7 separate regions of the Mus musculus genome follow, and all the other regions are linked to region 7. The links are chromatin loops, found by intact Hi-C in ENCODE. Cell type or tissue: heart. All regions are shown on one strand. Region 1 overlaps Gm36547 (a long non-coding RNA gene). Region 2 has its middle 88 kb from the start of Gm30354. Region 3 has its middle 2.4 kb from the start of Gm15232. Region 4 has its middle 18 kb from the start of Gm39549. Region 5 has its middle 33 kb from the start of Gm8817. Region 6 has its middle 55 kb from the start of Gm8817. Region 7 holds the start of Tmsb4x (thymosin, beta 4, X chromosome).

What was found. Peaks named below come from ENCODE experiments on the same cell type or tissue, not always from the same donor. Only the 100,000 strongest peaks of a DNase experiment are listed, where the experiment ranks them.
Region 1: a loop joins it to region 7, with 1.9 times the contacts of the local background. A loop is called at or near these places in 6 of 42 quality-filtered maps.
Region 2: it touches region 7 in a loop (3-fold over the local background); 2 of 42 quality-filtered maps call a loop at or near these places.
Region 3: a loop joins it to region 7, with 4 times the contacts of the local background. A loop is called at or near these places in 19 of 42 quality-filtered maps.
Region 4: a loop joins it to region 7, with 4 times the contacts of the local background. A loop is called at or near these places in 7 of 42 quality-filtered maps.
Region 5: a loop joins it to region 7, with 3.0 times the contacts of the local background. A loop is called at or near these places in 2 of 42 quality-filtered maps.
Region 6: it touches region 7 in a loop (2.7-fold over the local background); 4 of 42 quality-filtered maps call a loop at or near these places.

What each region holds. Positions count from the first base shown.
Region 1 is chrX:166,803,346-166,807,345 of GRCm38, reverse strand. The region is part of intron 3 of Gm36547 (a long non-coding RNA gene); the gene reads left to right. Among named protein-coding and RNA genes, the nearest start is that of Gm36547, 19 kb to the left of the region's middle. In heart, no CTCF peak of the experiment used is centred here; no DNase peak of the experiment used is centred here.
Region 2 is chrX:166,970,215-166,974,214 of GRCm38, reverse strand. No RefSeq gene overlaps it. Among named protein-coding and RNA genes, the nearest start is that of Gm30354, 88 kb to the right of the region's middle. In heart, no CTCF peak of the experiment used is centred here; a DNase peak (open chromatin) is centred at 2,304.
Region 3 is chrX:167,102,548-167,106,547 of GRCm38, reverse strand. No RefSeq gene overlaps it. Among named protein-coding and RNA genes, the nearest start is that of Gm15232, 2.4 kb to the right of the region's middle. In heart, no CTCF peak of the experiment used is centred here; DNase peaks (open chromatin) are centred at 437 and 2,187; H3K27ac peaks cover 751 bases.
Region 4 is chrX:167,150,453-167,154,452 of GRCm38, reverse strand. No RefSeq gene overlaps it. Among named protein-coding and RNA genes, the nearest start is that of Gm39549, 18 kb to the left of the region's middle. In heart, a CTCF peak has its summit at 2,422; DNase peaks (open chromatin) are centred at 1,622 and 2,892.
Region 5 is chrX:167,035,824-167,039,823 of GRCm38, reverse strand. No RefSeq gene overlaps it. Among named protein-coding and RNA genes, the nearest start is that of Gm8817, 33 kb to the left of the region's middle. In heart, no CTCF peak of the experiment used is centred here; no DNase peak of the experiment used is centred here.
Region 6 is chrX:167,013,391-167,017,390 of GRCm38, reverse strand. No RefSeq gene overlaps it. Among named protein-coding and RNA genes, the nearest start is that of Gm8817, 55 kb to the left of the region's middle. In heart, a CTCF peak has its summit at 1,584; no DNase peak of the experiment used is centred here.
Region 7 is chrX:167,207,574-167,211,573 of GRCm38, reverse strand. Tmsb4x (thymosin, beta 4, X chromosome) reads left to right here and starts at 2,356. Exons shown (of 3, transcript NM_021278.2): 1 at 2,356-2,468; 2 at 3,523-3,637. The coding sequence starts at 3,538. In heart, no CTCF peak of the experiment used is centred here; DNase peaks (open chromatin) are centred at 1,153, 2,403, 2,983 and 3,673; H3K4me3 peaks cover 3,116 bases; H3K27ac peaks cover 3,108 bases.

The DNA of each region.
Region 1 (4,000 bases), 400 kb after region 7:
TCTCATCTTCACTGGAAAGTTGTATGCTTGTTTGGGAAGGCTTTGAATTCTAAAGATACTATCCATTATCTCCTTTTCAGAGGTTTTCATGACTCCTTTTTTTTGTCCAGCTCTCTAGACTGTTCCTTTTATCTCGATGGAGTACGTGATAGTACGTACTAACTCTCTTGCTGTCATTTGTGGAAACTTCTCTCACCAACTCTGCACGTTATAATACCTTTGGAGGGGGGCAAGTTTTCATTATTTCACAGAGCAATTTCTGAGTGGTTTAGATATTATTGTCTCTTGCTTTTCTATCAGCAAAGTGTGGTCACCTTGTCAAATTCTGTGAAAACTCTGGTTGGAATTTCTGTTTAAATCCTGTACATTTATTGATCAATTTGAAAACTGTCATCCTCTCAATTATGTCTCCCCTCCCCCAAAGATTTTGTTAAACCTGCATGTATTCCAGACATCTGCTCTACACTTTACACTTTATTCTTTTTTGTATACTTAGTATAAATTTACTCAGCTAATTTATATGTTTGTTGCTCTGACACTTGAGAACTTTATTTTAAGATATTTTCTGTGTTTAACATTTATTTGCCTCGCTGGTTTTGGCTTTTATGAAACATTTTAGAAAGCATTTGCATTTTATTCTTGCATGACATGAAATATAAATATAGCATTTTCCCACAGAGAGTCAATTATTTTCAGTTCTCATGAATAATCTCTTGACCCCTGGTTTACAAGACCTCATTTATTATGCATTGCTTTTTTTTTCATACATGTCAGGGTGATTTTCCCACCATCAGTTAGTTACCATTGATGAATATATTCATTTTCATGTGAATATCATGATGTTCTCATTTCTGTCCATTTTAAATGTCTTTGTATATGTATTTGTGTATAAATACCCACAAAAATATTCGATGAAATGTTGTGTCTTTTGTCAAAAGAAGTATTCAACCAGGATGCCCTTGTGGTATTGTCTCTGGGTTTTATATTATGCTTTAATAGCTGACAGAGCAGCTGAGTTCCTCTTGTGCTTGTATTAAATCAGTATGCTAATTTGGAAAAATATCTCTAGTATTCACTCTTTCATGAATTGGTGATATATTCATTTATTCATATTTTCCTCTAAGTCTCTCCTCTCTAACACTTTGTCATTTTCCTTGCACAGATTCATTTTGAAAGTAAGGTTTCATGCAAATATTTTTTAAAAGAAGCGTGTTCCTTTCATTTGCATACAACTTTGGACTAGTTACTATGAAGAGCCAGAAAGCTGCTTGCTTTTGGACATTTTTCTTTAACCATTTGCTTACCCCCCATAAAGACAAACCTCCCAGTTTTTAATTATCTTGAAGCTTCTCAATAAGTAATTGTATTTTGCCCAAATAATACTTTTTCATGTCACACTTATAATACTAGTGGCATTAACAGTGACAAGGCCTTGAAAATGTACTAACATACTAGCAGTGAGGATCCTTGTTCCTTTTAGTGGGATCTGGTCTCTTGGCTCCTCCTTGTGTAGCATGTGCTGCTGATGAAAGGGCTTCACTCCTGTTTGTCTGGATTTCCCAGACAGCTGCTAAGTACTTTGTAAAGACAGCCTATCCTGTGTAGATCTGTCTGGTCCTCTGTGTCTGGTGTCTGCGGGCTCCCAGTATACAGCTGGAAACTGAATCAAAGCCACAAAGAATGTGTCTTACGTTAGATGCTGGGGAGGCTCTAACAATCCAGGACTGTCTCTTTCTGGAAATGTCGACACTCCCATAAGTCCTAGGAGACACCTGGGTTTCCTTCATGTGCTTCTGTCTATCATTGACCACATACTTCGAAACAAGTGGGAATTGTAGCAATTGTGTCAGCTGCATTCCAGATGACAATGTGGCCAAGATTTAGAGCAGACAGACTTAGAAAGTTATGCATGGCTCTCATTCCTTAATCTTTTCACCAGAGGCAAACACCACTAACAAGTAAGGACATGTGTTATATGTCATAGACATCATAGACAACGTATAAACATGTGCATTCCATGATTTCTCTTTTGTGCCTTTCAAACACATATATTATACATTTGTGTGATAGAAACACATTTCTTCTAACTTAATATAATTAAATATATGCTTTTTAATAGGTATATATTGTCCTCATTTTTCCTATTTTCATTTTTCTAATTTGTTGTCTTGTATGTGGAACCAAAATTTATCTAGGAGAGTTGCTGAGATGTAAGGCAAGCATATTTGCTTACTCAGCTTAGTTTTCAGAGGTACTTTAACTAATGTTACTAAGTTGACATTACTTTAGACTCTGACTTATGAATCATTACTTTTTAGTTTAGTATTAAATAATCTTGAGAGTATTTAAAGTATTCCTCACAATTTGACATTTCTGTGATATGTAAACATGATTTTTATATTTTACAAGAGCATCAGACTTACAAGGTGGTTACTCTAAAGAAATAACAATAATACCAATGCCAGAACAAAGATTATGGAATAATCTATTTGGGCAATATGGCTTAAGTGGGATGCATTTTTTTTCGATCAAGAAAATGAAAATGGTTTAGGAGTACATTCTTAGGGAGCATATGAGGATAAATGTAAAAATAAATCATTAAAACTTTTAATATGTTTTACTGGGAAAAATACATGCTGTGTTTGGAAGAGGAAATGGGCCATGACTAATCACATAATGAATTCTTCACAGAAGAAAGAACCAAAGGACCTGATGCTGAACAATGAATGAACTTTGAACTGCTCTGTGACACTGCTCCCAGAGCAGTCAGTGAGACTTCCATTTCCTTTTCTGAACCATTACCACTAGTCGGTTAAAAGTGGCTGTAGATGGCTTGGTTTTAACTGATCCCACTGTTGGTTGTAGGTGGATTTCCTTAAATAATAATGCTACTGTGTCTTCATTGGTTATTTGGGTTACTGATTGATGTTTATGGTCTTTGTGCCATTTTTTTTAAATTGGCTTGGAGATTGTTCTTAGACTCATGGATTTGGCATTCCTTTTTTTTTTATTTCTCTGTTTATTTAAGAACTATGTTGATCATATATATACCTTATCACAGTTCTATGAGTGTAGCAAGGTAAGAATTGGTCTCCCCTACAAACACCATTATATATTTTCATTTTGTACCTTTTTGGTTTAGTGAATTTTATGTTGATTTTTGTATAATTACATTTTAAAGCTCTGTTGCTAATAGGTTTTCTGAGAAGAAAATGTTCTCTTTCTTATGCCTTTCTTCTTTATGGGCTTTCTTCACACTAGTGCCCATGTTTTCTGAACATACATACATACCTTCACTTTCTGCTAGCATGGTCTAGATGATGGTTCCAAGCTAAAGACAAAACAAAACAAAACGAAGCAAGCAGTGTTAGCCTGGGGTGGTGCTGCACCTTTTGAATCTTAGCACTCAGGAAGCAGAGGCCTGTGAGTTCAAGACCAGCTTGTACTGTACTGAAGAGGTAAGCCAGAAGTACATCATGAATTCTTCTAGTTCAGCCAGAGCTACACAGTGATAACTGTCTTAAAAACAAACAGACACTAAAACAGAGTCTGAAATTGTGGCGTTGTTATTTTTACATCGAGCTTATTTAGAAAGAGAGATGCCTGGTGTTCCCATGAAGTCTCTCTCTGATTAGGGACTGTTAATTCTCTCCCAGAACAATGCTGCCAGTCTTTCAGAGGCTTCCAGATTTGATTCCTTTCTGTCCTCTCTGTCCAACAAATCGTCTCCACGCCCTAGCTCACAAGCCAAATAGCCAGTCAAAAGAAGCCTTGACGCGTAGCCATCTGTGAGTGTTGAAGCAGGGTGATTGTGCTCAGCCCTGGAAGCTGTCGGTGTAGACCACAGATTGGCAAACAACTGCAGGGTGGGAGAGGGGGTGGGGGTGGGGTGAGCTGGCAGAAGGTGACATGTGCACACTGAAACACACAAAGAGCTTCAAGTGATCAAGTGTCCTGCAGACAGCTGGGACTGAGGTTAGCCGCCACCACCTGCTGGAGA
Region 2 (4,000 bases), 240 kb after region 7:
ATCATTGCTATTTGTGCTGCAACAGGGGAATTCCCAGTATTCTAAAAATAATTTCACTTGTATGGAGTTTAGTTACCACTGCACAAACAGTAGGGTTTCACGACATATCCATTTTGAAATAAAAATCCTTGATACATACCTGTTTCTCACTTCTCAATGTTGTTTTCTGTGTGCCTCATTTATTGATGTCTTCCTGAAGGACTTCTACCTCAACCATAAATTATTGTAGCCCTGATATAATTCATGCCCTTAAGAGGCAGAAGCAGGTGATCTCTGAGTTCAAGGCCAGCCTCATCTACAGAGTGAGTTCAAGGACAGCCAGAACTACACAGAGAAATCCTGTTTCAAAAAACAAACAAACAAACAAACAAAAAAGGAAGGAAGGATAGAAGGAAGGAAGATAGGAAGGAAGGAATGAAGAAAGAAAGAAAGAAAGAAAGAAAGAAAGAAAGAAAGAAAGAAAGAAAGAAAGAAAGAAAGGAAGGAAGGAAGGAAGGAAGGAAGGAAGGAAGGAAGGAAGGAAGGAAGAAAGAAAGAAAGAAAGAAAGAAAGAAAGAAAGAAAGAAAGAAAGAAAGAAAGAAGGAAGGAAGGATTGGATGCATCCTAGCTTTGCTGGATGCCTCTTCAACCAAAATCCTAAATCTAGGATGAAGATTAGAGGTAAACTCATTACATGTGCTTGCTTTTTTTGGAAAATTGTCGTAGGAAAGGATTTTCCTTTCCTTAGTTTGACCATTACAAGAATTGTCTAAAGGTTATCTAAGTTCCAAGTCCTTCTGTATTGCCACCTTACTTTTCACCCCACCGTCTGACAATCATTCTATGACTCACACTGATACCTTTGTACTGCCTTCAGTATGGTGTTCAAACTCGAAATGGTCAAACGTCACCTAACATTCTGTGGCCTCCTACCCTTGTCACATACACTCTGCTAAATGTGACTGAGAGACTTAGGATTTCTTGTCACATACACTCTGCTAAATGTGACTGAGAGACTTAGTATTTCTTGAAATGGGTCCCTCCAATCCCCCGAGCTTTCAGATAATAACCCTAAAGTGTCCACCTCTTTGCTTTATTTATTTATTTATTTATTTATTTATTTATTTATTTATTTTGGTTTTTCGAGACAGGGTTTCTCTGTATAGTCTTGGCTGTCCTGAAACTCACTCTGTAGACCAGGCTGGCCTCAAACTCAGAAATCCGCCTGCCTCTGCCTCTGCCTCTGCCTCCCGAGTGCTGGGATTAAAGGCGTGCGCCACCACACCCGGCCACCTCTTTGCTTTTACCCTCTGAAATAACTTTTCTTTTCCTTCCTTCCTTCCTTCCTTCCTTCCTTCCTTCCTTCCTTCCTTCCTTCCTTCCTTCCTTCCTTTCTCTCTCTCTCTCTCTCTCTCTCTCTCTCTCTCTCTCTCTCTCTCTCTCTCTCTCTCTCCTTCCTTCCTTCCTTCCTTCCTTTCTTTTTTTCTTTCCTTCCCTCTTTCTTTCTTACTAAGAGTGTAATGCAGGGTGGCCTCAAACTTGTGATCCTCCTCTTCCTTCTGCCTCCAGCAAATGCTACCATTGTACAAGAAACTTGTTTTGGTTTGTTTTGGTTTTCTTCAAGACACTTCTAGAGTTTAGTCTTTTTGGAAAGTTGATGCCTGCCTGCAGCTTCTCTTTACACCCTGCTGTCCAGTGAGCTTCCTGGATGTTTTCCTGGTACCTTATAAAGAACCTTCTGCATTCACTTCCTGTTCTCCAGTTGATTGTGAGCTGTTCAGGAGAAAAACTTTTTCTAGGGAGGTGATTCGGTTCATCAGAAAGTCAGTTCACCACTTAAATGAACATTTTAAAATACAGTAACTTTTAGTTGTTGTTGATTTAAAGCAAAATATAAACGTGCTTTTATGTGCATTTTTGTCTCTTGGTTGTAATTTGGCTCCAAGATCAGTTGCTACATTTCTAATGATGTCAGAGTATGAAAATCATTCTGTCATCTGGTAAGAGGAAAATCAGGGCTAATGTTAGGATACTTATACAAATGAAACCCTGTTGCATTCTTTTTTCTTGTTTTTCATCTTTAAAAAAATCTTCTATTGTCTTGGTGTGCTTTGTTACTACAAGATTGAAAGGGAATTCTACTTCTTTGAGTGGATGGTGTTAATATAATTCTGGGAAAGAAAACGTGGTCACAAAAAGCACTGGAAATGATCTCACCAACCTGTTATCCATATGACCTGTATTCTGGGCTCTGTTCCAGGAATGGAAATAAGTTTGCTTTGTTCCAGGCACATTCCCTCAGTAGGGACTCTTTGTCAGCTCTTTTGGTCCATGTCTCCCACAGGGCTTAGCCCACAGTGACTCTGTTGGTATTACTCTACTGCCAGACTCACCCAGTGATCATGAGACAGGCTTCAGCTGTTCCTATCTCTAGCTGTTGATAAGAGACTAATCTTTTCTGGCTCTCAGTTTTCTCTTTAATAAAAAGCAGACTATAGGCATGGAAATTTCATTATTCAGCCAGTGTCTGTGTCTTACATGTAGTAATTCTGTACTATTTCATATATATGCCATTTATCACCAATCAGATGTCCCAGTCTTCATGGTACTTTCACACCTAGAAAGCTTTTTTAGGTCATCCTAAGAGACTGGGTTTGTTGTCTTCCACCCAGACCTCCATCTATAGCAGGCTCCTAAGGCTCTGGCAACAAAGGACCACAAACTATGTGGCTTAAAAGAATGGAAATCTCTTCCCTCAACATGCTAAAGACAAAATTCTACAGTCTGGAAATTGACAGGGTCACATTTCCTCTAAGACCAAGGGTAAAATCTTTCTTCTCCAAATATCTTTTAGTGATGACCAGAAATCCTCAGCATTTCTTGGTTTGCAGGTATCCCCACTCTCCCCAACCCCCAAATATCTGTCTCTGGCTTTTCATGACACCTACCTCCTCTTATTTTATTTATTTTTCTCTTTCTGTGTATGATAGTGTCTTATGTGCCCCAGATTGATTTCAAATACACTACATGGCAGAGGATAACCTTGAATTCCTGATCATACTTCTTCCAACACCCCAAATTATATGCCTGCTACATATTTTTATTTTTAAATAAGCATACTGTTTATATTATGTTAGGACTTGTCATAATCTTGACTTGGTCATATTTACCCTACTTCTAAATGAGGTCACATTCATGCACAGTGAAGGTAGAATATTAAACCTTCTGGGGATATCTTTTCAAAGATCATATCTAATCATTAACAACATTGAGTGGAGAACTTTTCATCCCAAATTATTGGGCGGGTTGGAAAGAGATGAACTTTGGGGACTGCTGAGCAGCAGAGAGCAACCTCATTCAAGATCAGATCGCTGCCTGAGCTCCTCCACATTCATTCAATTACTGGTTAATGTAAGGATAGAAGATTAGGTTCCCTGACCATTCTAGATACCTCTGGAGGGCATTTCTAACAGCATACTTCCCAGTGCAGTGAGTGAAGTCTACTCTGTGCTTAGGCTGTAATTTCACTTCCATCTTCTAGTCCTGTCTCCATCCTCTACTTTTCAAAGTTGGTGTTTTTCCAGGAATGGCCTTGTCTTAATCTGTTTTAGAGGACAATTCTTGGAGTTCTTACAAAGATTGAGGGTCTTGCTGCAATGTTTTATTCATCACAATTGTCCTTTCCTGGGCATGTAGTACTCAAGAAATTCTAATTGGTTGACTGTTTGGGTGACTTCTCTGAGAAAAGTGTGCAGTTCATTTCCATAGTTGCCTGTAATGCAAATGAGCCGGAGCATGCATGTACCTATAATCAACCACACACCCAAATAGACTCTCCACTATTTAACATAAGCTAGCTGTCAGCATTACCGCCAAAAATATCCTCTGTAGTGTCATGTGGCATAGAAGTCAGCGTCTCTTAGTGTCTGATAATAAGACTAGTCTCTTACCATGAATCCAGGGATAAACAAGCCACAACAATCTGGACATCTATGATTAAGGAACTGAAAACATTTTTCA
Region 3 (4,000 bases), 110 kb after region 7:
TGGAGACGCTTGGTGGTGGTACAGGGCTGTAATCTTCATACTTGGAGGTGGAGACAGGAGGATCCAGCTTGAAGGTCATCCTCATCTACAAAACGCATTTGAGGCCATGTCTCAAAACATTCAAACCTCTTAAAAAAAGAAAAAAAAAGGATTAGCATCTAGTCACCCAGTTGCCGTTGGTGTCAAAGTTCTAATCACAATATGAGCAGTTTACTGAAGGTAGAACACTGTGGTCACAACCACACGTCCCAAAATAGGCATTTTCTTTGGGCCTACAAGGCCCCTCCCTCCCTTGAATACTGCACCGTTTGCTTGCATGCACTCTAAGTTGCGTGCAATGGCTGGAGGCTTTCTCTTCCCCTATGTTAACTCAAGAAAACAGAAGGATGCCTCAGCCAGACAGCAGCCGCCCTCGCTCGGTCCCTTCCTTCTCTGTGCTCTGGCAGCTGGTGATTTCTTCATTCTCTTAATCTGTCAGGAGAATCGAATCATTGGGGCGCATAGTCCCTCAATTAGAATGCAAGAGCAGCCGCCTCCATCACAGTCTGCCTGGGGGAGCTGTTTATTCCCTAGTCTGAATGTGAAAGCCGTGGCTTTTGGCAGGGTGCATGCAATATGTAATCATGAAAGTTCTTTTTGAAGCAAGAGTGACTAAAGTTCAAATGGATGCAAGACTGATAGTCTCATCTCCATCTTGTCTTCTGGGCTGTTAGTATGCTGTCCTTTTCATATTATTAATTCATTAAGGAACAGCAAGCTCCTGTGGGGTATTACTTTCCGAAGTGGGCTTTTTCATTGTAAAACCACTTACACATAGGGGATTTGGACAATATAGAAAAGCTCAATAGCTGGGGAGGGGCATTAAATCTTTATAAGCTTTGCCCTCAGCTAATGAGAAACTGTTGTTGCTATTCTGACGTAGTTTTTCTCTTTTATATTTGAAACAGAGTCCCATGTGCACAAGGCTGACCTCAAACGTGATATGTAGCTGAGGGTGACTTTCAATTTCTGATCCGCCTGCCTCTGCCTCCCAAGTGCTGGGACATGGTTTTGGTCTCTTTGTCTACATGTTTTCTTACACACACATTTCTTTTTCGACAAACCCAGACAAACCCAGATCATTCTGTTTCTTTTCATGTTGTGAGAAATTTTACTCATATATTCTCATTCTTCTGGAACATGACTATTAACAATTATGCTTACTGTATGAGCATGCCATCCACGTGTTTAAATTGTTTTTGAAGGATATTTAAGAGGCAGACCACTTTTCTCTAATGAATATCTCTGACTGCAGGTTTTTTTTTTACTATATTTCTTAATATCAGCCAAGCCTACATCTTTGAATGAAAATATTCAAAGTTAATGTGTTGTCTGATAGATCAACAAAATCGGCTACACTAATTTGTGGCCATATTAAGTTCGCTTTATTTTTGTTAGTAAAGGATCATTGGAATTTAGGGCTGATAGTGGCCATGCAGTGCTCTTAAATGATGGTGAGACGCTCCATACCTGGGATTTTAGATCTAAGCGGAAAACTTGTCAGAGATGGATGGAGAGTACTTTCTGGAGAGAAATGAGCCCTTTGGCAGAGCCACTGATTTTTATAGTGACATCAGTCCAGAAGTCATTCAAAGGAAGTTTGAAAAAGCACGTTGTCCAAAATTTCTCTACGCTCTTCCAACCCACACATATTGAAGTCAGAGTCTGTGACGAGGTGGACCAGTAAAGTTTCTGTGAGAAGGTGCATGCATGCTTGTACTTCGTTACTGTGAAAAAGAGAAAGAGAGAAAGAGAGAGAGAGAGAGAGAGAGAGAGAGAGAGAGAGAGAGAGAGAAAGAAAGAAAGAAAGAAAGAAAGAAAGAAAGAAAGAAAGAAAGAAAGAAAGAAAGAAAGAAAGGAAGGAAGGAAGAAAGGAAGGAAGAAAGAAAGAAAAACGTGTTAGCTGAACTTGGAGGTCATGTGGTCCGTAAGGTGAAGCCAACCAGGCTCTGTTTTTTGTAGCGTGTTAACTATTGTTTGTGTTTCCACTGGTGATAATAATAGCTAGCCACTTCCCCAGGGATAGTTGGGGCTCAATTCCTGTTTATTCAAACCCTGGAAGCCAGGCCGTGAAAGGCATGCACAAATGGTTGAAAGGGAAGTACAGCTTTGGCTTAGGTGCACAGATCTCTCACTGACAGCAATCTAATGAGGCTTTGGGTTGCTCATGAACTAAACCTGGGGTTAATAGCCTTCATCCTTACTGAGCTTGTGCACTGGTTGTGTGAAGGACTTATGATGTGTTCACAGGGGAAAGAATGGCTGTGGGACAGATAGCAAACGATTACATGGGCCTGAAACAAACACCGGTGTTTTAGAACACTTGGCGGAAACTGAAGCTGCAAATCATCTTATCAGCTCAGGCCTAGAGGGGCCAACTGAAGCTTCATCGAACACATCCTTTTACAAGCTCCGAGCTTTCAATGGGCCTTTGAAAACCAGTCAAGCTGGAGCTGGCTTTTCAGAGGTTGCCGGCTGCTCAGTTTACAACAGTACAAATTGGCAGCTCCGCAAGAAAGAAACAGAAATCCAATCCGTGCCTGGGATTGAAAGCTCCAGAGGCTCAAATGTCAGCTACACTGGAGTATGGCTTCTCCTCTAATTATGTCCGGTCAAATAAGGGTTGAAAATGTCAGCCCTAGACCTGAGACTCAGGCCACTCCAGCCACCAATGACACTGGGCTGGGGTCCAGTTGAAATAATGAAGAATGAATTTGAAAAGCCCTTCAGTTGATTTCAAGACTTCCTGGGACTGCAGCATTTGAACCACAATGTTCTTCTTTTGAGGCAAAGGTGGGAGCCAATCATGAGAGAGGTTTCGTGGCTTGTACTGTCTATATTTGGCTATATTGTTGCTTCATTCAACTACACTTATGGTATGAGTGCTTGAAAAGCAGGACTTCCGGAAGGGTTTTTAATGCCTCCTTTTTACAAAGGAGCCTTATCTTTATGCATATGGAGCTGCTTGGGAACATATCTTGTGGCTTTCAAACGAAGGGAGCCAGTGTACAAAATTTGCTTAAGAAAACAAAAACAGACTTCAATTGTAGCCCCTGACTTCACACTATTTAAGTGAAAAAAAATATAGAAAACAAAAGTTAGTCCTTCCTATATCATTCTAACCAGAAGCAGATCTATGAAACTTGTGGGTGTTGAAGAATACATAATGCTGCATTCATTATTGCATTTTACATGTGTTATCAGATTTATAGATCACTTTTCAGGATGTCAAGGAAATAAATGCATCAGGCTCACCCTTCTTTGTACATTTTGAGACAGGGTCTTCATTCTGTAGCTTGGACTAGCTTAGAATTTACTATGGAGCACAGGATGGCATGGGGATTCTAGACTATCCTCCTAACTCAGCCTCTCCAGGGCTGGGATGACAGGGCTGAGGCACCACGCCTGTGTTTGAAGTGTTGCCTGAGGAAGATGATTGAATCTTGTAGGGAATCCACAGACGTGACGAACTTCACTAGAGTTTTAAATGACTACTGTTTATCCTATATTGCCTAACTTCATTCCCACCACAATCCCAGAAAAGAGACTCTATTCTTCTATTTTGCAGATGAAAACTCAAGGCAGGAGGATGTGTTCCAACCTCCCCTTAATGAGTTATATGAAGAGAGCAGTTGATGGGAGGAAAGACATTTTCTTTAATGTCTGGAAAATGTCATTGGAAAGGTGTCTACTCTGCTGAGATATTTCCTTGAGTTTTCTACCTTCTGGGCACCCAACTAAAAAAATACCAACCTCCACCAATTCTTGGGGATCCAAGGGAAAAAACTGACAGGTGTCCTTTTGTGTGAGATCTGAGGCCTGTTGAGTTCCTAATGACTTCAAGAGAACAGATCTGGAAGAGTCTTTCCGATAGGAGCTTGGGACCCCTAGCAAGGCCATTCACTTAGGATTCTCCCAGACTTAGGATATTCAAATTTAGAAGCCATCTTAATGGGATGGA
Region 4 (4,000 bases), 57 kb after region 7:
AGTCTGTGATGGTTAATTGTGATCAATAACTTCGTAGGAATTATAGTTACTATGAAAACTAACCTTCGGAATGTTTGTGATGAATTTTCCATATTAGGTTAGTTGAGACATGTAGACCCACTCTAAGTGTGAGCAGTGTCTCTCTGGGCTGAGGACCTGAAGTAAATAAGGGAAAAGCAAGCTAAGCACTCCCCCTTTTGATTGTGGATACAGTGTGAGTAGCTGCCTAACATGTGTGTTGCCAGGGCTTCTGGCTCTGATGGACTGTATTCTCAAGCTGGGAGCTAAACAAACCCACCCTTCCCTAAGTTGCTTTGGTTGGGTATTTTTGTCAAAGCATCAGGAACACCAAGCAACACAGCTCCTGAAATAAAACCTTAAAACGTGATCATGACAAGCATAACAATACTTTGGTAGCACCAATATATAACGCATACACTCTTGACAACTTGTATTAAAATCCTGATGCTGTCATAGAGAAAAGAAAAATGAGACCCAAAATAACAAGTTCAACTGACCATTGGTCTCTCATGACAGTTTTTGATAGACATTAAAATATACTGCTTTAAATATGCATTTTCAGCTCTATTGAGATATTAATGGTGTACAGGAAATGGCATATTTAAAATATATGCTCCGATGAGTTTTGATTTTATATATACACCCGTGGTACTGTCATAGGTGACATATATGATATAGCAATAAACAGAAGAAGACATGGGAAGGTTGGGGAACACAAGGGTGGTAATGTTACAAATTCATTGTTGTTTTGTATGAGTCCTATCTCCCATGCTCTTGCATTTGAATGAGAGAAAGCAGACAATAAACACCACAAAACAAAAGTGACATACGTTAGAAGGTTAGAATGTGCTGTGTGAGATTTGGAAACAAAGAAATGGGTCAATCACTACCTGATGTCATCTTAATGGAGCAGCTCAGATTCTGACAGGCTCATACAAATTGGAGTGAGCTAGTCTTTGACGGTTTTTTCTCTCTCTCAAATTCCTAAGGGCCTTATGGAAATCCACTTTCAACAAGACTTAAAGGAAAAACAAAGCTGCCAGGAATGGCCAGAACTTAAGGAATGAGGTCATCTTTCCCTGGAAATCCCCTTCCCTTTCTCATGTCTGTTAGGCTTAGTGCCCACCTGGAGGAGAGGGGCCATAGGATGAGTACAAGTCTCCTCTGTCCACTGTGAACATCTAGCCAGGATTTTACATTGGGATAACACCTTTCAAATATTTAAAGATCAGTGCCTCGTCCTGATGCCTTGCTCCAGTTCCAGCCATAGACCTGCCAGGGAGGTATATGCACAGCGTTCATTCTGAGCACTCATTGATTCGATTTGGGGAAGGAGAGACAACAGCGGCAAAATGAACTAGAAGTTCCCTTCACTGTGCTCAGACACCTCCTTCCATGCTGATGAAATGGAGCCCCAAATCTATAACCAAAGGATCATGGACACTTGCTTCTTGGTGTCTTTCGGCTGAGATCAGGTTGAAAGAAGAGCATAGGAGATTGTTTCTGTTAGGTAGAAGAATGGAAGCTTGTTTGCCTGCTGTCTGCCTTTACCCACAGTGATCTGGCCCCTGGCCAAGAAGGCCTGGACTTGCTGAGAAGCCTGGTTCCCTGTTCCCAGTGTTTGAGCCAAATTAAAGATAGGGCTGGTACTGGCAGAAGCAGTGAGGCATGAGGCACAGTTTAGCTTAGGAACACGGTCTGCAAACTGCTCATTCCAATATGCTTCGAGATTCTTCTAGCAGCGACTGTCACAGAACTTTGAGTTGTAGAAACAGTTGTGTTTTGTTTTGTTTTGTTTTTTCCTTTAGACAGGAAACTTCCACCACAATGTTCTTAAAAGTCTTTCAAGAAGACATTTGCTTAGAATAACTTACTTATTTACTATATATTCTCTGTTTCTTTGTCTCTCTGCCTCCCTCTCTGTCTATCTCGGTATCTGTCTGTCTGTCTGTCTGGCTATCTCTCTCTTTGTGTGTGTGTGTGCGTGTGTGTGTGTGCGTGTGTGTGTGTGCGTGCGTGTGTGTGTGTGTGTGTGTGTGTGTGTGCATGAATACATCTCCTTCCACCAGGTGGGCCATTGGAATTGAACTCAGGGCATCTGGCATGGTGTCAGGCAATTGGCTTTGCTGCTGACCCATCCCACTGGCTCTGCGGAGTCATTTAAAACATTAAACTGTAGACTAGGACCACAGAAAAGATCCTTTTTAAAGGTTCTTCATTATTATTATTTAGTATTGGGAATTAAACCTCGGTCCCTGTGCGTGCCTAGAAAGTACTGAACCACAAAGCTATCTTCTAGGTTTTTTTGTTTTTTTGTTTTTTGTTTTTTCTCCCGTATTGTCTCATGAGACCCAGGCAGGCCTCAAATTTGAAATTCTCCTACCTCAGCCTCCAGAGTAGCTGAGATTACAAGTTTGCACCACCAGGCTGAACTTGCTCTTACATGCTCACATTCTACAGATCACAAAAAGTTCAGAGACACTGTGACAAGGGTGGGGGCAGAAAGGCACACAATCTCGACTTCCTGGCTTTAAATAGAATGTGATTTCCATTAGGGATTATAGAAAATATACTTCCAAGTACCAGACCTGCGAGTGAAAGTTACTATATGCAAATTATACCTTACAACCTGATGAAGAGGGAAAGTATGCTAGCCAAGTCCTGTCTTGCTTTTGGGTCTGCCAGACTGTGAATCTGGGGACTTTCTGCATTCTGCCTTTCAGAAGCATTGTTGGTCCTCTCCCTGTTGTGTCTTAGGAGGAAGCTGTGGAGTGAATAAACTGTGCAGCACAAAAGCATTAACCATGTGACTGGAAAGAAAGGCTTGTTCAGTTTCAAGCCTGGCAGGGCATGTCAGGAGCTTCTGTGGAATCAATCACTCTTCTCTGATGGAGGGCGTCATATCCCCAACCAGTTCCTGCTTGGGTTGCAGAACACAAAACAAAACTGTTCACCAGTGATGGGAAAAGGACATTTGGTGTTCTTGTTGGCTTCCTGACTAATTATAAAGTGTTAATGTCATTCAAAGGAAACTCCTCTCCCTCGGGATACCGAGAACTAAGGGAGGGTGACAGAAGGTGAGCCAAAGAAAAGACTAGGACCCTCAAGAGAAACACAGAGCAAAACGAATCAACCCCAAGAACTGCCAAAAAAGGAGCCCATTTTTATTTATGAAAGAAAAAAGGACACCCACCTCAGTAACTTAAAAACTATCACCTGCTGAATTGGGTAGAAACAAGAGCTCTTAAACTCATCATAGCTGACGTTCAAAACTGAAAGATGGGTTACTGCAAACTATTTCTCAAATTATAAACTAACAGAATAAGGGGCAGCCTCTCTTTGTAATGTCCATTTTAAACATGTGTACTTGAAAATGGACAATTTCCAAACAGAAGGAATTTGGAAGCAAGAAGACATTCTAGATAATAAAGCTATTAGCTTTCAATAATCAAAAAAAAAAATGTTCTAGCGTACGGAGTCTTTCTTTATTAAGCTGCCTCAGAACAAGATCAGCACAAGATTGCGGCTGTCATTTGTGAATATTCTTTTTCCTTTGAGACAGGGTCTGGCTATGTGGCCTAGGCTAACACTGAACTCATGATCGTCCTTTCTCAGCCTCCGGAGTCCTTGGATTCCATGCTTCTCCTGCCATGCCTAGCGTTATGAAATGATCTTGTAATTAAAAAAATATTACCGTTTATTTGTTTAGTGTGGATGTGTGTGTGTGCATGCATGCGTGTGTGTGGAGGGGAGGGGGGGAAATCAGAGGACAACTTCGGCAGTTGATGTTCTCCTTCTACCACGTGGGTCCTGGGGCTTGAACTCATGTTTTCTGACTTGGCAAAACAAATACCTTTATCCACTGAGCCACCTCATCCAATCTCTTATGAAAAGTCTTAATTTTTTTTTCTTAGTGGTTAAGATGCCATTAAATTCAGGAGCTTCAAATTTCATCTAGAGATGGAAGCTTGTTGGTCAA
Region 5 (4,000 bases), 170 kb after region 7:
GTCTCACACATGGTGGGGGCAAGTGACAAAAAGAAATGCAATGTTAAATCTGATGGATGTCTAATGATAATTAGACAGTGGAAGAATAGAATTTGAAGAAAAGTCAAAAGACAGGAAGAGGCAGAGAGACAAAGGGATTGTTACAAATTAGAGGCCAGCCTGGGCATGACATAGCAAGTTCCATGACAAAGTCTGGTATGCAGGCCCAATTTGAAGTCAGGCTTGCTTTCTTTGACCCATGAGTTATTTATTTATTTATTTATTTATTTACATTTTTTAAATGGCTGGGAAAAACCTAAAGAAAACTAATATCTTGTGGCAAGTGAAACTTGTAGGAAATTCAAATTTGGAATTTATACAATTCTATTGAAATCACCATGACAACTCTTTTACATATGGCTACTTTTATACTGAAGAGGCAGAGTTGAATAACATCATCAAAGACTAATTTCCACAAAGCTTATTATTTGTTCATTTACAGGAGGAGTTTGCCAACACTCAAAGAGAAATTTTGAAGGTGTAACCTCCTTATTTTGATGTGTGTGTGTGTGTGTGTGTGTGTGTGTGTGTGTGTGAGAGAGAGAGAGAGAGAGAGAGAGAGAGAGAGAGAACCACAGGTTAATGATGTGTGTTTCCCTTAATTGTTCTTACCTTATTTTTGAGACTATCTTATTGAATCTCTAGCTCATCACTTTGGCTAGACTGGCTGGCTAGTCAAACCCAGGAATCATCCTGACTTGGCCTCCCTCTTGCTGGCCTTTAATTGGATTTGGTGATTAAATTTCATTTTTTTCTTAATGCAGTAAGCACTTTATTGACTGAACATCTCCCTAGTTTCTCTCTTTTGTCATGAGAAATGGTTTCATTCTGTATTCACTACATAGCCCTAGCTGACCTGGAACTTGCTGTGCAGGAGCATGTTGACCTCAATCTTTTGCCAACCCTCCTGTCAGTGTCTCCCAAGGGCCATGGTTACAGGTGTGAGCTAGCACACTGAGATAGCTGGACTGTGAATCTTAAAGCTGACAAAAATGAAAGTGATCCAAATGAGTTAAGGCTAGTCTTTAGGGATGCCAATATCCAGGGAACAAGGAGGCAGAAGAACCACTGATGATGGTAAATAAACCTCAACTTAATTAAACATGTCAACTCCCAGACTGTTCTATTGCCTTGTATTTCAAACACACTCCCTAGAGGAAGATTAATTAAGTACAGCCTAGAGTAGCTACCCAGCTGGAAGCAAGACTATCTCATCAAATGTCTAATTTTGGCAAATTCCCATGTCCAGGTTTTTCCTTCATCTCCTGGAAGGTATAGACTTCTCAGACCTACACTATTCCAGGAAGGCTTGACTTCTAGATAGTAGTCTCAGTAATGTAAGGAAGAACATTCCAGTAGGTAATTGTTAGATGAAAAGCCCAGAGTACTATTTCTATCCCAACACGGAGGCTTTAATTGTGGTATCTATCTATCTATCTATCTATCTATCTATCTATCTATCTATCCATTTATTCATTTATTTATTTATATTGTTTCTGAGACATGGTCTTATTCCAGGCTTGCTTAAAACTCACTCTGTAGATGTGAGTGACTGTTGTCTTATCTAACAAGCATCATCTTGGGAGTTCAACTATGCCCCCTTACAAAATGTTTATCTCTGCCAGGCTTATTGAAGGTTTACACCCTTCATGGAAGGGTGTATGAAGTGTTGAAAGAACCTTACTAGAATATACAACCATTTCCTGGAAGGGGTTAGTGCAGTGGTTGTCAACCTTACTAATGGTGTGACCCTTTAATGCTTTTCCTCATGTTATGGTGACCTCAAACCACAAAATCATTTCATTGCTACTTCATAACTATAACTTTGCTACTGTTATGAATAGTAATGTAAACATCAGATATGTGACCCTCCCAAAGGGGTCATGACCCACAGGTTGAGAATTGCTAGGCTAGAGTATATAGGTGAGGGAAGACTTGGGAAGGGGCTCCCTCTATGTGGCTATGGGGAAAATCTCTCATCCCTGTTGGGTAAAGGCTTTCTAAGTTCAGCCTGTTAGGAGAAGGAGCACTCATACCCCTGTAAATATCCCCTTAGCTATGCTCTGTAATGAAGCCCAATACACTTATTGGCTTCCAGAGTACAGAGTGGTGGAATCAAGCCTTAGTTTATCATTAGGACCTTAGGAGAAGGTACAGACATTGTGTACATCTTCCCCTGAGAAGAAGTTTTAACAATAGTAGGCAAGGATGATCGTGAAATTGTGGTCTTCTTGTCTCCTCCTACCCATTTCAAGAATTACAGTTGTGTGTTGCTGTGTTTGATTTATGTGGTGATGGGGATGCCAGGGCTTTGTACATGTTAGGCAAGCACTCTGGCAATGGATGTAATTTTCCAGGCCAGTAAGGGAACTCTTAAGGTGGCAAGGAATTTCTCTGGAGTTTACAAGGGATATAAACTGATCAATCATTGCGGTAATCACACTGCTGTGAAGACATCATGCCTACATTAGTTCTGCAGGTAAAGGTGTTTTCAGTAAAATTGCTTTCCACTTAGGCTGAATCACCTATACAGCAGAAAGGATGACAAACTAAAGGAGGTAGTCTGTGACCTGTCAATAGAATGAACCATGGGACTAGAGGGAAGTCTAGATATCCCAAAATGCCTGACAACTGCACAGAGAAAGGCAATAGACATTGCTGAAGGAGTATAATAAATGAATACATAACAACTGAGCTTCATCTTTGCTTTTCTAACTATAAGGCTTGGCAGTCTGGCAATGCAGAAGAATTTTCTCAGTTTCTTTTCCTCCTGTGTGTGTGTGTGTGTGTGTGTGTGTGTGAGAGAGAGAGAGAGAGAGGGAGAGAGAGAGAGAGAGAGAGAACTAGAGACAGAGAGACAGACTATGGATTGAATCCAGGAATTTGTGCAAGCTTCAAGCACCACCAATGTAGCTATAGCCACAGCCTGCCTGCCTTCCTTCCTTGTTTGCTTGCTTCCTTCCTTCCTTTCTTGCCTGTTTTGGAAAAGGGATTCAATTACTCTGCACATTTACAAAATGGGGTGTGGGCCTTTAGGAGAAACTGTGAAAATTGAGCAAAATAACTTGCAAAGGTATCAGTACAAACTCCTTCCTTTTTCTCTGAAAGTACTCAGGAAGGACCAACCTGTGCCAGTTGCACCAGGAAGTATGTGTATAATAAATTAGCCTTCATATCTACACACACACACACACACACACACACACACACACACACACACCTAACTACTTATCTTAGCTTAGCTTATCTCATCTAAGAGATCAGAAGAAATCTAGAAGAACAACACTAGCAGATTTTGCAACTTGGCTTACAGAAAAACAGGTCGTGGCTTTGACCTCCACCCTGTCTCTCAACCTCCCCTCCAGCCCATTACTGTGTTCTCAGGTTTCTTCTAGCTGTTTACTCTTGACAAATTCACTACTGACCAGTAGTCAATGTAAGTAAGACCCTGATACTGGTCCACATACCATATGGGGGCTAAAGCATCACAGTAATATATAATTCCTGATTTAGAATGACTGTAGCAAGCATCCAGTCCAAAGCATCAATTCTATTCCCATTTTTTCATTGGGAAGTTGACTCCAAGGTGCTTTTAATGTGCTCATCACAGCACATTCATTTTAAGACAAAACTAAGAATAGAATTCAAGACACTTTGATACATACTCCAAACGTTATGCCATTCCCCACTCAGCCCAAGAAAAAAAAAGGTATATATAATAGAGTATACACACAGCCATCAAGATGTTAACTATCATTACTTCTTTTCTTACCAATTAAAAATTATCTAGTCTTTCAGATGCCTCCACAGAAATCTTAAGAGAACTATTTTCTTACAACATAGCTGAGGTTGATAGCATTGTGTCATTGGGCCAAAGCAACACCTGCCACCATGTAATGTATTAATCATTTTGTTAGCAAGATTGTACAGTCCAGCCTGTTTGCACACTCCTGCAGTCCCA
Region 6 (4,000 bases), 190 kb after region 7:
TATAGACTTAAAGCTGTTGTGATTGACATCTAATATTGTAGACACATTATTTGAACATATTAAGAAGACTGCATGCGCAGGTAGGTAACCAAAAGAATTTATTTCTCACAAATCTATGTTATTTTAAAAGCCTTAATGGCCATCCATTAAATGCCACTAAAATCTGGCCTCCTTCTCCCTCACCCCACTTCTCATTGATGGAGGATGAAGTGCACTTCCTTCTATATCCGTTCAGCATTTTGCTGTCTCCCCTGCCTGTTAAAAATTCCGATCACTTCTATTTATTCTCAACCCCATGCATGAGGGAAGGGGAAGGCTTCAATTACCCCCCCCCCCAAGAATCTCCTTCATTGGTGTTTCAGCTTTAGTAACCATCTGAGACATCTGGAGAGCCTTGTCCTCCAGAATCTGAGCTCATCAGCACCAATTGTGGCCTATGAACTTGTATTTCTCTCAAGCTTCCAAGTAATGCTGCTGCTGATCGTGGGCTATACTTCACGTAGTGCTGATAGAGGCTGTGTTTGAGGCTAGAGGTGGAGCTTACTTGATCGAGTGCCTGACCCACAAATGAAGCCCCAAGTTATATCCTTAGCATCATATGAATCTGGGTATGGTGGCATATGCCTGTGATTCCAGAACTCTGGAGATGGAGGCAAGAGGGTCCAGTACTTCAGGTCATCCTTGGCTACAAAGTGAGCACAAGGCCAGCTTGAGTAATGAAATGGTTGTGGGATGGCTCAGTTAGTAAAAACACTTGCCTTGTAAGCATGAGAACCCTAACTTAGTTCCCAAAACTCACTTAAAAATCCCAAGCATGGTTGCATGCTTGTAATCCCAGTGCTGTGGAAGCTAAGACAGCATGATCCTTGAAGCTCCATGGCCAACCATTCTAGCCTACTTGATGAGCTCCACCTCAATGAGAAGTGAGCCATCAAAGGAAGTAGACTGCACTTCTAGAACTGGCTGTTCTAATATTATCATCTGCCCTTCACATAGGTGGGCTCTCCTGTACCCTGTCCACACAAAGACTAAATAAAATTGAGCTGGAGAGATGGCTTAGTAGTTACAAGTAGATTTTCTGCTCCCAGCACCCATATCTGGTAACATGCAACTGTAACCACTGTTGTGCAGGATCTGATATCCTTTTCTGGCAAACACACACATGTGGCACACACACACACACACACACACACACACACACACACGCTCAAACACACACACACACGCTCAAACACGTACACACACAAGTAAATAAATCTTTCAAAATAAATAAAATATAAAATCAAGATGTGCTTGCACAGTCACCGTGAAACATAGTTTTCACCTAGAGGCAATCTGGCTCCCTATAGGATCTTACCAGTGTCTGGAGACATTTTTTATTGTTATTATTTGAAGGATGAAGATAGGTGCTAAAATAATCTAGTGGATAAAAACCAGAAACTGTGAAAAGTCTTCTATTACCCAAAACAGCCACAATGAACAAAACATTGCCTGGAACAAAATGTCCACAGTAGAGGCTGAGAGATTTGACTTTAGATCTGCTGTGATTTGAATATGAAATACTGCCCATAAGCTCGTGGTTTTTGAACACTTGTCCCCACCTGGTGGTTCTGTTTTGGAGGCCATGCCTTCTCCCCCACGATGAACTGGATCTTCCCAAATTATAAACTAGAATAATCTTTTACTCCTAAAATTAGTCTCCACCCTTGTATTGACTGTGTGTGTATGTGTGTGTGTGTGTGTGTGTGTGTGTGTGTGTGTGTGTATGTGTGTGTGTGTGTGTGTGTGTGTATGTGTGTGTGTGTGTGTGTGTGTGTGTGTGTGTGTGTGTGTGTGTATGTGTGTGTATGCTCCCGCACCAGAGGACCTCAGCTGCCATTTCCTCTCTGGCTGTGTCTAAGTTAGGGTATCTATTGCTGTGAAGAAACAGTATGGCCACATCAACTTTTATAAAGGACAACATTTAATTGGGGCTGGCTTACAATTTCAGAGGTTTAGTCCATTATCATCATGGCGAGAAACATTGGAACATCCAGGCAGACATTGTGCTGGAGGAGCCAAGAATTTACATCTTGATCTGAAGGCAGCTAGGAGGAGTCTGAAATCACATATTGCATGAAATTTGAGCATAGGAGACCTCAAAGCCTACCCCCACAGTGACATACTTCCTCCAACAAGGCCACACCTATTCCAACAAGGGCACACCTCCTAATAGTGCTGCCCATTTCTTAAGTTCAGGTATTTTGTCACAGTAACTAGAAAGTAGCCATACCAAATCTCAGGACCGCAGCTTAATAATCTATCAGACCTATGATGCACTGTGAAAATACTGATTATGCCTTGTCTTTTTCTAAAAGGCAGAATAAGAGGAGACTATAGGACAAACACCTTAATGCCTACTCTTTTACTCTGTGTTTCCATCCTTCTGTTACCATTCTGGTCCCCGGAATACTCTCTTTGCAACCCTATGAGATCATCTACCCTCTTTATTTTATAGATAAGGAAGGAACTGCCACATAGGCCAAGAAATATAGCTACAGTTCAATAATTAAAAAAGGCCCAGAACTATGACAGTAATACAGGGCCAGCATGAATCAATGTACGTACTCTAGTGTTCTCTACTACATTCAGTTACAGCTATATTGTTCCTTCACTGGGTTAATCTCTCAACATTTCTCCCCCATACACAATGTTCTTATTTGCATGTACAAAATTGAGTTCTTCTACACATAAATCAAAGGTTTTCATATTTTACCCAATAATAGCATTGGACATGTGACATATTTGGCCTGTGACATTTATTTAACAACTCCTCCAAATGCTTAACGATAGAGATGTTCCAGGAATGAGTTCTATTTTTGAAATACCAAACTGAAGCTTGGAACTTGTTAGGGGACTGGCTGGCTCTTCCATCTAGCTATGCGAGTGAAAACAGCTGGCCCTTTAAATTGCATGTATTGTGGCCAAAACATTGTTTCTGCCCTTCAGTGAAGCTTTGAACCAGCTAGGATAACTCCTCCCTGCCTTCACCTTCCTTCCTCCTCTTTTTCTTCTTGTTTCTTAAGACCACTTTAGCATTTCAACAATTCTAAAAAGAGAAAAAGAAAAAGAAAAAAAAATCTCTGGTGAACACCACAAAACAAAAAGTACACAAAATTCAAAACAGTCACACTTGAATGATGCTTCTAAGATCAAAGGTGTATTTAAGCCACTCTCAGCCATCTACGATTTTCATAAATGAACTCTTACTGAAATTCAGCCTCATCCATTTATGTATGTGTTTTATTTTTGTGCTTATATGTGGGTGGGCACATGTATGTGGAAGGACAAAGGCCAACCTTGAGTGCTGTCTCTCAGAACTATCTACCTTTCTTACTGTCGTTTCTTCTGTTTTCTTTTTCTTTTATTTTGTTTTCCTTCCTTCCTCCACCCACTCTCTTTCTTCTTTTTTTATATTTTATTTTATTATTAGGTATATATTTCATTTACATTTCCAATGCTATCCCAAAAGTCCCCCACCCGCTCCCCCATCCACCCACTCCCACTTCTTGGCCCTGGCGTTCTCCTGTACTTTACAACTGCCTTAAAACTTGTCAAGTAGGCTGACTGGTAAGCTCAGCAGACCTCCTTGCCTCCACATCTCCAGCACTGTAAACACATGTGTACATCATCATCAAACTCAGACTGTATGTTGTGGTGTGTGTGTGTGTGTGTGTGTGTGTGTGTGTGTGTGTAGGGAGGGAGGAGTTCTAGGGATTTAACTCAGGTCCACATGCTTTTGATCACACTGTGAGCTTTGGACATATAAAATTGCCAGTACTTGATTTACATTTTCATCCAATTTACTTTAAAAGCAAACTACAGCGATTCCACTGAAAACTGGTGTTCATTTTATTGCAAACTATAGCTCTTGGGGCTCTAAAAAAAATTTACAGGCAATCAGAAATCTCGTTATAAATAAAATTACCTTCTCATATGCAAAACCATAAAAATGAATATA
Region 7 (4,000 bases):
TTGAGCAAATACTATCTTCTAGGTGTCAAGAAACAGGCTGGTTTAGTAGCATCCTCTTGCCTCTACCTCCTGGGTGCTGGCATTTCAGGCGAGTCATGCCAGGCCTGTTTTATGTCACACTAGAGATTGAACCTAGGGCTTGGTGCAGTCTAGGCAAATGCTCTGCCAAATGAGTTATTTTTATTTGCAAAAAAAAAAAAAAAACCCACAAAATATCTAATTTTCACTGGTAATTTATTAGATAAATGATATCGTCAAGTATTAGTTATGCAGAAATATGTAATGAAATATATACATTTCCCTTTATAAGAGATGAAATGCCAAATTACTTGAGGTTTTTGTTAATGGCAAACAAGAACACATTTATTCTTTTCTTCTCAACTTTCTATTTTAAATAAGAAGAGAACACAGTGCTCGCCATTGTCCCAAGAACTTGATCTTCCCACAACTCCTACAGTTCCTTATCACCACTTGTCCACTTTACAGAGAAGAGTTAAGAGAAGAATGATCGACAGGAGGACCCGGACACTTTTAAGACAAACCCTCTTATTTGCATTTCATTTTATCCGGATCACCCTTTCTTTTCTATTTTTCTGCCCAGTGGGCAAGGGAAGCCCGTTTACAGAGGACTCAGTTCCCAGGGCAAGTTGCTTCCTCTCTTACAGGCTGCCTGCTCTTTTTCAGTCAGCAGCTAAAATAATCTGCCTGCTACGCTGTTACGAAAGTAGAAAATTCTAGATGTTTACAGATTCCACTCTTCAGTCTCCTCTGGCCGCATAACTTCTGTAAGGGCTAATCTTTCCTAAGGCAAACAGGCAACCAGGGTCAAGGCGATAGCATTCCTTTGTCATAGGAAGACACGTACACGGTGACAGCTGAGTGAAGGAAGGGACACTGGAATCCAATGACCCACCGAAATGGTGTCAGTGTAACTGCAGCTGCCAAGCAGAAGTCAGAAATGCACCCTGCAAGATGTGTTCTGTGTTTCAACAATGCAGTGAACTCCCTCCAAGTGGACATGGGGAGAGAGAGGATGTGTTACCAGAGAAGTGACATCTAATGCGCGCTCAAACAGGTCTAGGGCCCCATCCAAAGGGCAGAAAGGCAGTCTCCCAAGTAGAGCATTAACTGGGGAACCACATGGGTCACCTGCTCCTCCCTACCCCCATCTCCTTCCTCCCAAGTAAAAGGGAAGTAGATGAAGAAATGGGGAAGTCCAAGCTGCTCCAGCAGCGGCAGTTTAGGGTCCCTAATAACACTTGACATTACCAGAGAGGCAAAGCCTCTGCCATAAAAATGCTTAGCAAAGGCTTTCTGGAAACATCCCTCCAGGGCACAGAAAAGGAGAAGGAATGTTTTATAGTTCTCTGTGTCTCAGATATAATCCCAGCGATGCCCTTTTAAAAATATCCTACGGAGCTACCTCCAACCACCTGCCACTTGCAGGCACAAGCTTGGTATCTGTAATTACTTTTTAGTAGCAAGTGGGTCCCTGCGACTTACGGACTCAGGTGCCATTTTGAAACCGGCACATCTCTACCTGAATCGTCCACATGTGTTGCAGGGAAAACCTTCCCTTCAAAAGCTAGTTCGCGCTTCAGCTTCAATCCTCAGATAATAGAGCTGATGGACTTGTGGTCTTTGGGAATCCTTGGCTCCCATTAGCAATCACTTTTAATTGATGAAAATAAGAAAAGGAAAATGAACTTCCTTATTGTCAGTCAGTAACAGAAGTTGACTTTGACTTAATTTTGAAGGGGCCGGCTGTGTTCTCTCTGAAGCCCCCTTACACCTAGCAAATGTTAGGCACTTGACTCGATTGCTCACGGAAATTATAGCAAACAATACAAATGCTGCGGCGCTAAAACTTTTCTTTTAAAAATCCACTCAAGGATCCTTTATCGCCCTCTCAAATCAAGGGGGAGACAAGCGAGGGAGACAAAGAGGGCCGGGTGGGGCTGTCCACTGGTCTGAAAGCTGAGTCATTGGAATCAGACCCCAGCAGCTCTTGTATGAGGGACACCTCACCCTATCTTGGGGGCGTTGGCTGCAGACAAAGCCGGTTTCAAAGTAAAGAAAAGCCTGTCCCCTTAGGTGCCACTCAGGCCATTAGTTATCACGCATTGAACCTTAAGAACAGGTTTGGGCGGCTGCTGCAAAAGTTCATGATAATAAAATAGACGTCAAATGGGGGGGAAAGCATTTTGAAGGCGTTTGTTCCTTTTCTAGTTCCGCCATCGATGTGGTTCAAAGGCGCTGGTGAATGGGGATGTGGGGGTTGGGAGGGGGTCTGACAGCCTCCGAACGCCCTTCCGGAGATGCGGCGCGAAGGAGTTAAGCCGGACTACGAGTGACATCACCTCATTTGCATAGAAGCACACATAAAGCGGCGTTCGCCGCGCCCCTCCCGACAATCCGCAGCGGCTTCTGAGCAGATCAGACTCTCCTCGTTCGCGCAGCTCGCTCGGGTGAGCCCCAGGGCCCCTTCCTTCTGTCCTTCCCTGCCTGTCCAGCGCAGGCACTTGCCCCTCATCCTCCTCGTCCTTAAAGCCAAGTCCAAGGCATGGTAGTTTCGGGGAATTGGGGGGGGGGGATGCTAAACTCTTCCAGATGCCGAGTAACGGGAAGGGGAACTTGATTAAGAAAGAGAAAACCCCATAAAATTGGGCATTCTGTTGCGCAGCTTAGAGGGGAATTGTTTTTTTTTTCTCCTCGACCCTCTCTCCGAAATATTTTCCCTTGCCTAGCTAGCTGTAATTAATCAGAATTAGAAAGATCCTTTGTTCAAACGCTCTGTGCTCCCCTTAATCGCCTAATGGCTTCGAGGGCTGTTATCTGTGGCGGGTTTAACCTTCCCGGCCTTTAGCGTGAAAATTCGGAAGCCCTTGCAGACGAATGTATGCAAAGGCCGTCAAAAGGCCCCTGTATGCAGATCAAGATGCTTTTGCGAGAAGTGGGGAGGCAGTTTTGTGTGCCAAGGCAGCATTGTTGGACTAGAGAGAGGAGAGGAAGCGAGTAGGGCGGTGGTCGGCAGCTGGCGGCGTCAGCTCCCCCGCCTTTGTGAGGAGGAGAAAGCTGGACCGCCTGGCATCTTTTGGAGAGCAAGCCCTTCTAGAAAACGGAGATGCGTATTGCGACCTTGGCTCCTTTTTAAGAGATTTTACTAGACTTTCCCCCACTTAAACTGGAAATGGCTTCGATCTATCCAGACTTTAATTTTTTCAAAGCTGCAATGTTAACATTCCGCAATGGTGAATTTTATTATACGGGAATACTCACCTTTGACTATTTCCACCTTCGTTCTTTGAATCTTCCCTTTGGGAATATTAAGGGGGAAGATTTTTTTCCTATAGAAAGAGGAAGATCTTTAGAGAGGACTCGACAAGGAAAGCACACAGAGGGAGAGGCAGTAGGATTTCAGGCTTTGGGCTTTCCGGCGGGGTGGGGGTGTGCTTTTGGAACTGGGAGAGGCGAGGGTGGGTGGCTCTTTCTTAGCTCTGGTCTTGGCTTTTGTACCTGCAGCTCCTTCCAGCAACCATGTCTGACAAACCCGATATGGCTGAGATCGAGAAATTCGATAAGTCGAAGTTGAAGAAAACAGAAACGCAAGAGAAAAATCCTCTGCCTTCAAAAGAAAGTAAGCTGTTCGCCCCCACCCATTTTCAGAACGGGCTGGGCGGGAGCAGAGCAGAGCGGGGAGCAGCGGCCGGGAGGAGGAAGGGAGGGGCAGCAGGGAGGATGGGGGGGGGGGCTGCGGGGGAGGAGTCGACAGTTTGATGATGATGAATATGGCCTGCAAAGGTTAATTAAAAACTGTTTTGCAGTCAACAAGCGCCGGGCTCTAGTGATTTAATAATGGAATATTTCATATTCCATATTGTGCATATACATTTATTGGGTAACTGTACTTCTGTTTAGCATGTCTTGCTTAGCGAGGCTGCTATGTGTCTTTCTAGAATTTTTATAGGGTTTTTAAATGGAAATCATGTCATTTTATAGA